2 separate regions of the Mus musculus genome follow, and region 1 is linked to region 2. Evidence: chromatin loops called from intact Hi-C (ENCODE). Cell type or tissue: left cerebral cortex. All regions are shown on one strand. Links, peaks and the distances in the headings refer to the core of each region. The heading gives the core; the rest is flanking DNA.

The links. Hi-C counts contacts between places; a loop is a spot of excess contacts. Peaks named below come from ENCODE experiments on the same cell type or tissue, not always from the same donor. Only the 100,000 strongest peaks of a DNase experiment are listed, where the experiment ranks them.
Region 1: a loop joins it to region 2, with 5 times the contacts of the local background. A loop is called at or near these places in 4 of 42 quality-filtered maps.

Annotation. Positions count from the first base shown.
Region 1 is chr1:152,161,765-152,169,530 of GRCm38, reverse strand. No RefSeq gene overlaps it. Among named protein-coding and RNA genes, the nearest start is that of 1700025G04Rik, 75 kb to the right of the region's middle. In left cerebral cortex, for the core only: no CTCF peak of the experiment used is centred there; a DNase peak (open chromatin) is centred at 3,846.
Region 2 is chr1:152,084,927-152,092,692 of GRCm38, reverse strand. 1700025G04Rik (RIKEN cDNA 1700025G04 gene) reads left to right here and starts at 2,373. Exons shown (of 6, transcript NM_197990.3): 1 at 2,373-2,761. In left cerebral cortex, for the core only: no CTCF peak of the experiment used is centred there; DNase peaks (open chromatin) are centred at 2,405, 3,043, 3,559, 5,478 and 1 more place; H3K4me3 peaks cover 3,525 bases; H3K27ac peaks cover 2,572 bases.

The sequences.
Region 1 (7,766 bases), core at 1,587-6,586, 76 kb before region 2:
TGCTCATATGTGTGAATGTGCATGCGAGGGCCATAGGTCTAAGTCGGTTGGCCTCCTCAATTACTCTTTACACTGTGCATTTAAGACAATGTCTCTCACTGAATGGAGCGTGTTGGTTTGGCAACACTGACAAGCTGTAGGACAGCGGACAGCCAGCAAGCTGTAAGAATCCTCCTGTGTCTTCCTTCCCAATGTTAGGTGACAGGTGAATGTCCACAAGCTATTTTACTTGGATTCTGAGTATCAAATCACTTTACCAACTGAGGCATCTCTCCGAGCCCCCTAAAACTTTTGGCTAACACTAACTTTCATAATTTTTTTTTGACACGGTTTCCTTTCCAACCTTGTAAAATGAACCTGCAGAGCATGCTCGGAAGCTCCCTCCCCTTGGGGACTTAGAAATAATACTACTTCCTATGCATATATTATGTTCAGGACATCTGACCTATGTCTAATCCGATCTTTCACAATAGTCCTATGAGATAGGCATTATTCAGTCGGGAGTCTGAGGATCAGAGAAAATATATAACAGCCTCACCTAACAAGGAAGGGAGCAGAGATTTTGACTTTAGGGCCAAATGAATCTAAAGCCACTGGGACTTTAGGTCTGCGTAGAAGTTTGCTTCATGTGCTTCCGGTTTACATTATGTCCCCAGCATAAATAAATAAATAAACAAATAAATAGACAAATAAGTAAATGATAAACAATATGTCTCATTTTACTACACTTTCCGGCTATACACTACAGAAACTGCCAAAATGAAATTGAACTTAATTTACATAAGTACATAGGCCAAAGACCATCTTTGATTGACTTATCTCACACGGATTAGATGGCTTGGTGCCTCTCTAGAACTTCTGCCTGAAATCCTGCGATTAATTGGCCTTGTGGCTCTAATCAGAGGAAGTCTGTTTAGTTCAAGTCACATGAGGGCATTTTCACTCCAATTATAACGTCAGCTCTAAATCTGTTGGTCTGTCACAAAGGCACAAGTTTAAACCCAGTGACGAACTTGAGCTGTCACTGTTCCCCAAGTAGAGACATCCTCAAAAGCTTATCTGAGCAGAAGGTCAATCCAAAGGCCTGGAGGTTTGCCCAGCCCCACTTCCCTGCCCAGCTGAAAGCAGAGAAGCTCACAGACACACAGCTGAGAGGACTGTATCTGTGGGGTCAGCAAGCTAAATTTGGAGTAGCCAGGCCAAGTGCAGACTCTGTAGCCAGCCAGAGCCGTACTGGACATATGAACCCAAACAAGTACAGCAGCACAAGGAAAAACTTGAATGAAGAAGTGTTAGAAATGATATAAAAACAGAAAAAATGCAAAACAGCTTCCCAGTTCAGCAGGGATAAGGAAACAGACCCTCGGGGGTTTATTCTTCCAGATTCTTGTGCTATTCAGGGTACCCAGAAGGATTCCCCACTGTCTGCAACAGTACCGCAGTTTCTTGTTTTCTGAGCGCTCAGAGATATTATGGTAAGTGCAGCGTGCCTTTCGCTGGTCTCAGCAGTGGATGAGGACATGGCTTAAGCACATGGCCGTGGTTGGGAAGGCTGGGTGAGGCTCCAGAGCACCCACAGACATGTCACTCCAACCAAGTGTTGTCTGCCAAAGAGCCACCCCCTTCTGAGAGCTGATAGCCTCATCTGCCTATGTGGATGTCTACACCCTAAGCCAAGGGCACCTTGAGTCTGGATGTACCATGGTGCCAATCATGACCACAGGAAAAACTCCCTTCCTTGCTCTAGTGAAGCAGAAGCCCTGAGGAGCCCAAAGCCCTTCAGTGGGTATTTCCTATTTTCCTCTCCTGTGAGCCTTCTGTAATGTAAAGGGCCATATTTGAGAGACTACAGGGGGATCCCGTCTTCATGTGTTGCTGCCATACTGGGAAAGAAACTTCCCTAAATGTTCCACAGTAGGCATCACATATCGATGGCCTCAGTTTGACACATGTAGCTGTGTCTAAATCCAATATTCATAGGCGTGCTGGCTAATTTTATGTCAAGTTGACGTGGGCTAGAATAGTCTGAAAGGAGGGAACCCCAATTGAGAAAACACCTTCATAAGGCTGAGCTGTAGGCAAGCTTGTGGAGTATTTTCTTAATTACTTAATTGGTTGGGGAGAGCCCAGCCTATTTTGGGTAAGGTCGTCCTTAGTCTGATGCTCCTAGGTTCAATAAGAAAGCAGGCTGAGCAAACCATGGGGAGCAAGCCAGTGAGCAGCATCCTTCACGGCTGGCCTCTGATGATCTGCTCCAGTCTCCCAGGTTCCTGCCCTGAGTTCCTTCAGTGATGGACTATGGGTGTGGAAGGATAAGTCAGATAACCCCCTTCCTCCCAACCTGCTTTTGGTCACAGTGTTTCATCATAGCAATAAGAACCCAAACTAAGACAATAGGAATGTAATTGTTATAGTTGTTAACCTTGTCTAATTAGCATCTGTCTTAAGCAGGGGATGGGGCCAATTTCTGCAGGCCCACACTCGACTAGACAAAGGTTAGGAGGAAGGTTCTGAGGGGACTGGCATTGGAGAGCAGTGAATGGTCCCCTGCACCTCCACATTCTACAGATGTCGATGGACCTTATGCCCCAGATAAAGCTTTACTTTCTTGCAAGGAATGCCACTCAAAACCTGGGTCTTGCTATTCCCAAGGAAAGTAAGTTCTTCCTCTTATGTCCCCATCCATTCAATTCCCTATTACATCATCCTTTTCCTCTTCTCCTTCTCCATAGATTCTGTTTTTCATCATCTCTCTTCCCCTAGGCACTAAGGTTTCTGATCATGAAGATAGTGTACCATTCATTTTGGAATTTTCAGTACCTAGGATAATTTCTGTGGTTAATACATATGCTCTAAATTTCCTTCTATGAAGTGAGGTGATAGGGAAGTGGGGGGAGGATACATATACATATACATATATCATATATCACATATCACATATATCATATATGTATACATACATACATATAATTTATATATATATATTATTTATGCCTTGGAAAATTCTCTTGCTAGGTCTGTTTTGGCCTAACCAAGAAAAGGAGAAGACACACATTTTTAAAGTAGAAGAAGAAGCTGGTCTCAGCAGCACACTCCTGTGATCCTATCCCAGGGAGGCAGAAATGGGAGCATCCCCTGGGGCTTGCTGGGCAGCCAGTGGATTTGAGTCTGCAGGCTCCAGGCTCAGTGAGAGACCCTGTCTCAAAACATAAGGGGGGAGAGAGTGATTGAGAAAGACACCCAATGTCAACGTCTGACCTCTACATACATGTGCGCACACACTCAAAACATGTTCACACCTCGTCACATGTATCCATCACTCATCACACACACACACACACACACACACACACATACAAACAAGCAGGAGACAACTCCATCTTTTAGTGAGTTTTTAACATGCCTAATTAACAAAAGAAAGAAAGAAAGTAAAGGACTCCAAGAAGGAATATTGCCTTGTGTAAAGTACTTAACACTGCCTCTCCTGCACTCCCACAGCCCACAGGGCCTGGAGGGAACTGTAGCATCTTGGACCTTAGTTGCCTGTGCTCTATTAATTCAAAGACAAACATATTTCCCAACTTGCCCAAGGCTCTGGCAGGGAAGACTCGGATCCCCGAACACGGGTCATCCTAGTGCGGCAAGAACCAGCTGGGTTTTCAGCTATGTGGATGGAGCCATCTGTTTTGCTTGCCCACATAAAAATATGCACAAGGACTGTGCAAATCAGCAAATCCACAGCTTCCCGAGGACCCAGCTGGGATGCGCCCTCCCTTTGGGGACTCATGAAAGGTAAATCCAGTGTCAAAAGACAGAGGGCCAGCAGTAAGGCTAAGGAGCCAACGAATCAGACTCCATCATCTCTCCCTTGCCTTTGCCTGGACTGCAGCCCATCTGGCTACTTAGCCACATGGCCATTGTGCTTGTGTAAGGGGCACAGTGGTGCATGCTGAGTGCCCGGAAAATTACCAGCAGCCTCCTGCCTCTCCCTCCACAGGCACCAGGAGCAGATCACATAAGAACTCCCTTCTCTGATGTTCTTTGGTCTGCTGACTGCCTAGTCCACCCTTGGTCGTTCATATAATGAGCCTGGTGAGTCCAGGTGGCCAGGAATAGAGAGGCTTTTTGTATGCTGGTCTCCGAGAAGGGAGCCCTTTAGCTTTTCCCACATACTACCCTCCCCCCACTTCCCTATCACCTCGCTTCACAGAAGGAAATTTAGAGCTGTCTTGGCTCCCTGGTTAGCACGGAGGACAGTGGATTCCTCACTTTAAAAAAAAAATGAAGGAAGGGAAAACTGGAATAAAATGAGGATGCTGTTAGCCTACCACCCAGGTGCAGATGGTGTTTGGCAGCCCAAGACCGGGCCATGATTGAGAAGAGCGTCTGTCTCCAAACCATTACAGTTAATTATCTCAGAGTTACAGATTCATCAGCAGGCAGAGAGCCAGCTCGAAATCCCCTGGGAAATTTCAGATGGATTAATAAGCAAAGGGACGTGGCTGTAAGACAGCTGATGTTCTATAAAGAAATGATATCATTATTCCTATCCCTCACTCCTGGACCCAATGCTTGCTTCTACTCTCCTATCGGTGAAGACATCTGTCCAACGGGGGTCTGGGTCAGGAGAAACCGCTTTGTTCTCGGTTGTTATCTAGTAGCACAACTGTGCTCAGAACAAGACTTGTGCTTTGTTATGGCTCCTGCTCATGTAGGAAAACATGACTTGACCTGGTCATCTGCTTGTCTCTGTGGCTTTCCCTGTTAAGATGGTTCTGCACAGAAACCCCACCCCACCCCCAGAATCTTTAACCAAGGCAGAATGAAAGGGCTCCCCCTCTAGCTACATACAGCTATGCTCAACAGGAGCCAAGCAGGAGCATACCTGACTCTGTCCGCAGTCTCGGGACATCTGCTCATTACAGGCAGCCCCTTCCCGGACTCAGAATGCAACCTCCCTTTCTGGGCTCTTTGTCTTTGTGTTTCCCACCTAAGGTCCATATCACTTATTCCTGAGGAGCAGGAAAGGCCCCAGCAACTTTGACACCGTGTGATGGGCTCCAGTCACGTGGAGAAACAGAAGCAAGAAATGACATGCATGCCCCACTGATGTACAGCTCTGCCAGCAAACCTGCTGACATCTCTCTCTCCAACACCTAGGGCCTGGATTTGTCCACGTTTGTTGGGTGTGACATTCCTCTTCCTCTAAGCCTTCTCTCACTGTCCAGGCCCCTGGAAACATAGGTAAATGAAACAGAGGAGCTTGGTTTCAGAAATGAAATGCACTCTGGAAGGGAAGAGAAACGCTAAGATAGCTAAGTCCTGTGCAGGGAAAGAATCCTTGTCCAACAGCCACATTGCTACTTGGAAGTCTGCATTTTATAGCTATCCCTTTCTTCTGTTTCTCCATGTGACTCAACAGAGAGACAAAGTTTCCAGGATCTAGAACTATATGGAAATGATGTGGAAATAATTTGACTTGCTTATAGAAGCTAAATCAACCAGGCAACACCTCTTGGTAACCGGAAGTACCGGTGAGTATTGTCGATTCTGTGGCCACACAGGCGTCATGACAGCTATTCAGCTCCTGCTCAATAGCACAAAGCAACAGTACATAGACCACACATTTAAAAAATGAGTGTCAGTTTAAAAAAATAATAATGTTTCAATAAAACTTCATGTATAAATTAGACAACACTTGAGATTTTATTCATTATGTGTCAACAACTTTTAAATATAAAGTTACAATATATTTTCTCTGTCTGAGTAATGTTTAACACTCATGGATGATGGTAGCTAGGACAGGAAATCTGGGTTTCTTTCCCCTGATTTTTTTAAACAATAATCAAAATGACAATGTAGAGCAATTTCAGGAAGCAAAATATACATTACTACTTGAACGCTCAGCTTGGTGAGACTGTGTGGACATGGTGAAGTTATTTGCTGTCCTAGACGTCCCATTTTAGGGAGTAACACGCAAAGTTATCTAGATTACTTATCTTATTGAAAAGCTGAGTATAATATAAAAGCAGTCACCTAAAAGCATCCAGGGTTAACAACGTAGACCAGAGTTACCAGACTCCATGCAGGTAAAATAGGCAATACACGCAGAAGCAAATACTGTCCTGATGCAAGTTCACTTCAGGAAAGTTGGCTGCATTCTGAGAGCTTCTTGGAGTAATTAGGACAGTCAACAAGGGCTAGATCTTATGTAAGTCACAAAATGCATTAAAAATTCATTCTTACAATAAATTTAAGACTCAAAGTAAATTTCTGGAATAAAAGGGAGCGAGAAGTGATGAATGTCTCCTGTGGACAAGCAGATAGAATTCACATCGCCTTTGGATCAAAGACCCTGAAGCCCGGAACTGGACATTAAAGGAGTCCTCCAGGCGTCTTCAAGCATATAGAGGTCCTCTTTGGAATCATTCATTTCATCCTAGATCTTAAAATTGTTTTCCAAGTACCAAGACCAATCAAAGAGTCAAAGAAAAAAAACACCATGATATTAACAGAAATATTTGTAAATACTGTAGTCTAGTGAAGCCAGATACAAATCATACTGAAAAAAAATGCTTGCTATTCTTAGAGGGGGGAAAAATCAGGCTTCATAGAAGAAAATGGTTTCTGTTGCTCTTTTGGGAGGAAAGGGGATGAGGCAGGGTCTCACCATTCCGCCTTGGCTAGCCTGGAACTAACTCACTTTGTAGAATAGGCTGACCTTGAATACACAGAGAGCCAGTTGCCTCTGCCTCTGGGTCATGGGATTAAAGGCATGAGCCACCAGACTCTGCTAAGAAGGCATTTTTCTAAACCCTGTTTTAGGACAGGAGAGACAGATCAGTCGATAAAGTACTTGTCACAAAAGCATGAATACCTGAGTTTGATCCCAGTATTTACATTAAAAGCTAGGCCTGATGGCACACACTTGCATCCCAGTATGGGGAGAATGAAGAAGGGTGGGTTCCTGGAGTTCACTGGCCAGCCAGTCTAGCTTAATTGGCAAGACTCAAGTCCCAATAAGAGACCCTGTCATAAAACAACAAGGTGGTAGACTCCTAAGGAACAACATCTGAGGTTGACCTCTGGCCTCCAAACTTATAGATGTATATCTGAGCATGCACATACCACACACACACACACAAATGATTTTCTTTTATGAAAAATCAATAGATCTTACATATAGAAAGAAAAAAAGGAAACATCCAAAGTTAAAGATTTTTTTGGTAGCACATTAGACACCGAAAAAGAAAGAAGTAGATACTAAAAGTCTCATCTTTGAAAAAAAGTGTCCAGTAATCTATGATTAGCAAGTACTTAGCAGATAAGCCTTATTTCCTTGGACTCAAATCCCAAAGGTTTTCAAGACCTTGCCAACTTGTAGGCAATACACGTTACTATTGCTAAAGATGATGGGAGGAACGGTGTCAGCTTCTTTCTTCCTCTGCTAAACTGATAACTCTGAATTTCTTTTTGTTCCCTCCCCACAAACTCTCTGTGGACAACCAGGATATGAAACCTTTCCTCTGACCAAGAGTTTGATAAAATTCACTTGGTACCACAGCTGACCTCGAGTGCTTGCCTTAGGTTTTAGGTTGTTCTTGTGTATGTAACTAACTCCCTGTTCCCTGTGGCTACGTGTTATCCAAAGGGATTCCCAAGACTCCGAGGATTGGACCAACCAATTCAAAAGGATGTTTTATTTTATTTTGCTTCTTACAATAGATCTATATAACATTAAAACTGTAGCAATGTTCCCCTCCTGA
Region 2 (7,766 bases), core at 1,085-6,084:
GCTGAGTTTTTCACATTAAAAAAAATTCACAGCCTGGTGTGGTGTGGTGGCGCATCCCAGAAATTCCAGCACTTAGGAAGAAGAGGTTGGGAGATAGAAAGTCAAGGTCAACGGTCAACATACAATACTGTCACTCAAAACAACAAAATCATAAGGAATGTGTAATACCTTGGCTAATTTGCAAACTAGCTTTAAAAGTTCACAGAATGGGTGGGCTTTCTCAGGACATGTATGAAGTGCTTGCTCTGTGGCCTCTGAGGTGAAGAACAGAGTATATGGTCTTCAGTGTTCTTGATGTGAAAATGTTCCTATGACACACACATTCACCTGCACATTGGATATTGTTCATTTTCATTTTATCACCAGTGAAACTTTGGGGACATGCCCTAAACACTCCCAGAGAATGGTTGACTACTTTTCAATAAACTCAACAGCAATTCCCACCCTTCTTCAAGAAAAAAAAATGTTACAAAGGGGAAAACGCATGCTAAATTTGAGGTTAACATATATTGAAAGTGACCACTCTTGTTTATTTACTTATGCTAGCCATGAAGTGCCACCTGTTTGTGTTCTTCTTGCTTTCCTAGCAAGCTTACAAGGAAGAGATTATGAATTCCACTTCATAGAATGAAAAACTGACTAAAACTTCTACAAGCACTTTCCCTTCTTAACCTCTTCCTTTCGAGGGGCTAGGCGACAAATACAGATTACAGAAAGAAAAATAAACTAAAATATAGGTACGTTATAAAAGAAAAAGGCAATCCAGTTGAGTTTCACGAACAATGTAATATTAGCCTTTGATGTTGAAAAAGAGAGGGAAAAGAATTTAAGACCTGGGGTGGTGGTGCACGCCTTTAATCCCAGGACTGGGAGGCAGAGGCAGGGGGATTTCTGAGTTTGAGGCCAACCTGGTCTCCAGAGTGAGTTCCAGGACAGCCAGGGTTATACAGAGAAACCCTGTCTCGAAAACAAACAAAACAAAACAAAAACCAACAACAGCAACAAAAAGAATTGAATTTAAAAATGAAGAGGCCAACTTTCCAGACACTTAATGGGTGGGTTTTTAGCTTATTTCATTAAGCCAACTTATGAATTTGCTTTTCAATTAAGTGTCATATTACTGTCACAGCTGTGTCTTTTTCTGTCTTCCAACTTCATCCTGGCTGAATGTGGGAAGTGATTCTGCTGTGTGTGTGTGTAATCGGTGAGGTCTGGGGAGGATCTTTTACCACCATTGTTTCCATGGGTGTCCTCGCTCTGGGGGCCTGGCATTCCTCAGGAGTCTAAGGCAATGAAGGAGCAGTGAAGCGCGCAGAAGAGGCACAAAAGAGCCGCAAAGGCTATCAGTGTAGAAAGATCAATTCAGTGTGCACACGAAAGGCCCAGTATGCCTGGGATGAGGAAAAAAATATGCCTTCCTAAAGTGAAGGAAACTGGTTGCCCTGTGGGGGTCCACAAAGAACTGGCCCTCTGGCCAGGGACGATCTTTTTAGGTCCTTTATCAATCTCTCAGCTGGCGCGGCCTCGCCCCTTCTGTCCACAGAGGCTTGGGAGGGTGGGGAAAGCAGAGCAGGGCATCCGCATCTTTCCTCGGCAGGTTTCAGCTTTTTCTAAGTCGCAGAAGCGTCTTCCTTCTTTCATCTTGCAGGCGCTGCAGCTGGGAGACAAGGTGGAGACGCTCAGAGGTGGGTCTCCCGGCCTTGGCTGCGGCTGGCTCTTCCCGGCGGCCAGGGAGGGGTAGGGCGAGGCTGTGCAGCCTTCCCGAGTTAGCTCCAAGCAGCCACAACCCCTCTGTGCGTCCCAGAGCTGTCGATCTGCCTGACAGACTTCTCCTCTCCCGGTTCCTGCCTCAATCCTAGTGAAGCCTCTGTCGGCACCCACACCATCAACCAAGTGACAGGTCCCTGGAAGGCCAGGCAGGATACAGCCTTCCTATCTGGGTCTGTCCTCCAGTTTGCACGGGTGCGCGCGAAATCACACACACACACACCACACACACCCGCCACACAGACCCACAGTCCGCCCTTCCTGCAGAGCACACACCACACACACACACACACACACACACACACACGCACACACACAACTCGCCCTCCCTGCAGCACGCGTGTGCATGCACACACTAAGCTCGCTCCTCTTTTCCCTACAGCACACACACGCACGCACGCACGCACACACAGGCCGACAGACAGACACAAGCGAGCCCACCCTTCTCCCTCCCCGCAGCCCTGGCTGCCCAGCCCCTCTTCCCCGAGCGCCGCGCCCGGCGGCCTCCGCAGGCCCCGCCCCGGGGGAGGAGAGCGGGCCGCGCGCGGGAGCCGGGCAGGGGAGGGGACGGGCGGCGGGGGAGTGTCTGGCTGCCCCCGCCCCTCGAGTGAGCGCCTGGGCGCGGAGGTCCCCTCCCTCCTCGCTCCGAGTCTGCCAGCTCCCGCTCGCTCCCTGCCCACTCCCGGGGGGCCGTTCCGTGGCGCGGCCGCCGCGGCCACCGCTTCTTTCACACTTTAGTTGCCGCGAGCCGCGCGCCGCGCTCAGTGACTGGAGAGAGCTGGCCGCGCGCCGCCTTCCCGCACGCACGCACGCGGGCCCGGCTCCGGGGTTTTCGGCTTTTACTCCAGGCGGCGGGGAGGAGGGGGAGCCCCGGCCACACTGTAGGGAGGAGGAAGAGGAGGACGTGGAGGAGGGAGGAAGAGAAGAGGCGAGGAGGCCAGGGGCGGGGGGCGGGGGGCTTGCCACCTTCAGCCCCCCCCCGCGAGCGCCCAAGGTAAGCGGGGGCCACCTCCGGCGCGCTGGGCATCCCGGGTGGGCGAGGAGGGAGGCCTGCGGGGTGTCTGCCGAAGGGATGGGAGCCGCGATCCCGGTGCTGCCGGCGCTCTTCTCTGGCTGGGGCTGCCGCTGCGGGGCTGCTGGGGCTGCTCGCTGCAAGGGACCGGAGCCAGGCTGGGGGAGTTGGAGGGGGGCGTCTGCTTGCAGGGTGGAGGGGTTGGGATGCGGTTAGGGCTGCTGACGACTTTCGTCACATCGAGGCCTGGGTGGCTGGTGTGAGACACCCCTCCCTTCCCACCCGCACCCCGCGCCGCCCTCAGCCTTCCTGCTCTTCTCTAGCTTTGCCTGTAGCCACTGTTACTTTGCAAGCAGGAGCTGGGAAGGAAAAAAAAAGACACCCAAATTTAGAATCTTTGGCTAAGTCTCCAAGTCCCTTCCCTCGTTCCCACTGATGGATGCGTTTGTGTGGGGGATATGATCCCCGAGATTTCTGAAGTTTTGACCTTTTTGGGGTGGCTTGTTTTCTGTACATCTGCTTGTCTTCCTGGGTGTATTTATTATTCGTGCCCTTGCGCGGCAGCCGGAGGGTGCTTGGTTGTATTACATGAGCAGATTCCTTTCCACCTCTGCAGGCAGTTCGAGAAGTGCCGCGGCGGCTGGGCTGCCTTTGCTGCTTAATGTCCTTCCCTATCATCCGCCCTGCCCCCTCCCTCCAGAGAGAGATATTTTTTATACCCCTCTGTCATGTGTGTGTGGGAGAAGTCCTTAGGCCGAAGAGCTTTCATCGCCCATTCATTCCTCTTGCGAAGGCTCTGAATGGCTCAGGCATGTTGATAACATTTGGGGGGTGCCTATCTTTGCCTGTGGAGTTGCTTGGCCCAAGATAAAAATATACACACCCAAACACGCAGTAATCTTGAGGGAGCAAGCACAGTTTGAGAGGGAAGTGATTTGTTTCCAGTCGGAAGCTGACAACCTAGGAGATACCTTCATCGCCTGTGAGTTCGGAAGAGTGTTTTAAAATAGAGCTTATGCTCTGTGTGGCTGGAAGACAGCCATAAGTTCAGTTGCTCTGCAGCTCTGAAAGTGATACACCCTGACCAACCAGAACCTCAGTGAAGCTCCTCTGTGAAGCTCCTCTGACTCAGACATTGGGAGGGGGCCGCTTGGCCACAGATCCCCTGAACTTTTTTTTTTTTTTAATTTCTCTTTTAGACGTGTGAGGAGCTGACAAGCTCATTACACAAACGGTTATAAGAAACACCTTCCAATTCAAGGCGATGCTGTTCACATTCTACCTAATGAGAATAACCTTTGAGTTTGGTGGAACTGGGATGTACCAGGAGGAAGCAAACATGGGTGGGCCTGGACTACTTCAGTTCCGATGGGGGGGGGGGAAGGAAGATTAGGTGATATTTAAGAAGGGTCTGTTAAGTCCAAGATGCAGAGTTTGGGGGTTTCTACACCCCCACCCCCACCTTTGTACTTATGGAGCAGAGTTATATGGTTAACTGAGTATGTGCAGTGTTTTTAGCAATCCAATTGATGGGATTTGGAAATTCATCTGGACTCCATCATCTGTTTTTGTCCCCCTACTTAACAAGTAGGAAGGGTCCCTGGGATGGAACAGCCCGGCACATTTAAAGCCATTAAATGCTGGCACTAGTACTTCCGAGATCAGGCGCTCAGCGTTCTAGTGGGTGGTACTGTGCGAGCTAGGTTTCAAGCACAGAAACACAAGTGCTCTGGACCCCTTAGATGGGAGGATGTCTCAAGAGGGCTGAGGTGCCTCTGGCCTTTAGCTTGCAGCTCACTTGGAATATAAACTCTCTTTACACCCCATCAAATTTGGAACATAGACCCCACTTGCCCTCCCTCCACTGACTGTGTGGTTGGTAGAGAGAATCCACATCCTTCAGCAGGGAGAAGTTCATTCTAGAAGGATCCCAGCTTCTTCTTAGCTTCTTCCTTTTTCAGGGTTAAAAGTTTCCACTCCAAGTTGAAAAAAAAAAAAACTGACAATTTTGTTTTCTTGTTACCTCTTCCCCAGCCTACCTCCCTTAATCATTTTGTATGGATCTCTTGGACAGTGATAGGGCACTGTACAAACTGTTTTAATGAGATCCTATCTTAAAGGAGGTGGACAAAGTTTTTGAGGATAACACCTGAGGCTCTTGTGTTCTCTCTCTCTCAAAAGGAGAGACTTAAATGTCTCAAGGAGTCACAGATGCGATGAAGAGCATCCCCATTCAGGGGTGCTGTGTGACTGATTGACATGTGGTACTGAGGATGAAGATGGTTCACACCTTGTACCATGTCCAGGCTGGAGGCATTTTTTAGTATTGTGTTGGGTTGGCATTGAGCAAGCTCTGCTCAACGTTGTATCTGAAAAATGGCTTGCTCTCGGCTCTTGTGTGGCCACTTCTACTGCATATTCCTTATCAGAGAAGTTGTCAAAAGCTGTGCCCCTGTGCTTCCCTTAAGTCCAAAGAATGCAGGAGACGTTTATACGGAGGAACCTAAGTGTGTCAATAGCCATGTAAACACCTTTAGTGACAGGCATGTTTAAATAAAAAGGTAAGGGGGATTTCCTATCCTTCAAAGTTTTCTTCAGGTACTACTTTGAAGATGGCTCAAAGGGGAGCCTTTGGTAATTCTGGCTGGACACTGACAGAAGACTGTGGGTTAATGCCCAGCTCATGCTATCTTATAATACAATGCCTTGCTTTCTCCTTTGGGTTGTTAGAATTGAGTCTAAAGGGGGCGTGGCATCGCTTTGTGTGTCAGGAATGTAATTTTCCTCCTGCTGTGTGGCTGATGTCTCAGGCTGTGGGTAGTGGTTTAAACTGTTTAATTCCACCTCTCCTCATGGCTAAACTCTTGAAACCTAAACTCAGCAGAGTTTTGGGTTTGAGGCTGTGCATGGGAATGAACGGGGGTCTTTCAGCAAGCCTTCTGAGCAGCACCCTGCCCATTGTCAGCCAGAGGAGAGACTTGGCACATTTGCTCTTACAATGCAATTTAATGTGAAAGTGGTTTTTATGTAAAAGTTGATTTGCCTCTAACTCTTCAGGATCGTATTGACTGTGTAAAGCGACCCCAACATCTCGTAAGTAAGGACTCACTCTGATAATGGAGGGGCTAGACTCGGTTTCATGAAAAAGCACAGCACTTCAAAAATACTATTTTGGAAATGATTATAGGATAGGCTGCACCCCACCGTGCATGGAGGGCTATGAGAGATGATACAGGTATGAAGACCCCACACAGTGTTCATGGTGAGTGTTCAGGGCGTCTCTGATCCTCCTTTGCTTTTAATTTATAGTATATTCGTGTGTACTGGAACACATGTACATATGTATGCAGAGGGCAGAGGGCACCTTGCAGGAGTTTTCTTCCTTCACCTTGTGGGTCCTGGGGGTCAGACTCAGGTTGTCAGTCTTGGTAGCTGGCACCCTTATCTGATGAGCCACGTCACTGACCCAAGTAGAAATAATTTTATGTTACTAATATGTTTTTAGTAAGTACATTTATTTTAAGCTATGTCATGGTGCTTTGAGCTTCACTCCATAGTGTGGGGGGAGTAAATCGTATTTAGATAGGTTCTTGATAAATTCTGAAAAGCAGATTGCAACAGACAGTACGCGCACACACACACACACACACACATATACACACACACACACACACACACGCACACGCCTTTTGTGCAAGAAGAACTGCAATAGTAAAACTGCATTTAAAAAAACAGTGACAGTTTTGACTTTTAGGGCTCATAATTCAAGAGCCTATCTGAAGTGGTGTGTAAATTATACGCATACATATTTTTAATGTATGCAGTCATTTAGCCTGACTGTCTCAGCTCTGAAGTTTAATTTTATAAGTTACAGTTGCAGTAAGAAACAACGTAACATGCTGCGGTTATGCAATTATGATGGGGGTGTTTGGGGGTAAACTGGGATAGGATAAACATGGAGACGCAGCATAGCAGTGTCTGCAGTTGCCAGGTACTAATACAAGCCCTGACTTTCCTACAAATGTGTCACTGGAAGACTGTATTTCCTTGGTCGTAAGTTGTGCTGTGCCTTACACTTGGGAAGGAGTGCAGCTTTCCCAGCCTGAATTCAAGCCACTGACCAAGCTCTGGGAAGGCAGGGCTGTCTTGCTTGTCTCAGAAACCCCTATGGCAGCTGGCACGGCGGACTACTTTGCACTTGGAAGTCACTCAAATAGTGATCAAACTGAAGGAATTAACTTAATTAGTTAAGGTCTGTAATGTGTTTAAGACCTTGGAGAAATACATTAGATGCAGACATAGTTTTTAATAAATCTGTGCGCTAGTTTATTAAGAGCAGTGTCTGATGCCTCAGGGTGGGGTTTTTGAAACATACAGGATGCTCCATTAGGTTATCAGTAATATGGTAGAGACAAGATGCTCCCTTAAATTATCTCAACCCTTGAGTTAGGGCCATCTTGATTTGGAATAGCCATGCTTTCCGTAGCTGATAAACCCTTCTCTCCTGCCACCTCATCATTTGTCTGAGTGGCTCAGCCAATACCAATACCTCTTGCCATCTCTTAGGGTGTTCTTTACATGTTTATAGTCATGGACTTTCGACTGCAGTGGTAGCAGTCCGGGGTTTCCATGCTGGCGTCTCTCTGGTGGCGAGATCCTGGGAGAGAGAGCTCTGGCATTCCCAACTCCCAGTTTATTAGGTTCACAGCTGCTTCCTCCAAAATAACCTGGAAAAAAAGCAACGTGGAGCCCTGCCCAGTTCAGTGAGCTCACTGCTGCTCCCAGCATCCTGTGGCTCTCTCAGAAATCTGTCCTCTTAGGCTGGCCTTACTTACCTCCAGTTTCTCTGCCAAGTATTCCTTTCGTTTCCTATCCTTCCTGGAGCTTTTCCATGCTTTCCTGGCCCCCTTCCCCAGATGTTCACCCACAGCCTCTCTGGCTTCTCTTCCCACTACTGTATTTATACCTGCGAGACACTGGGTTTCTT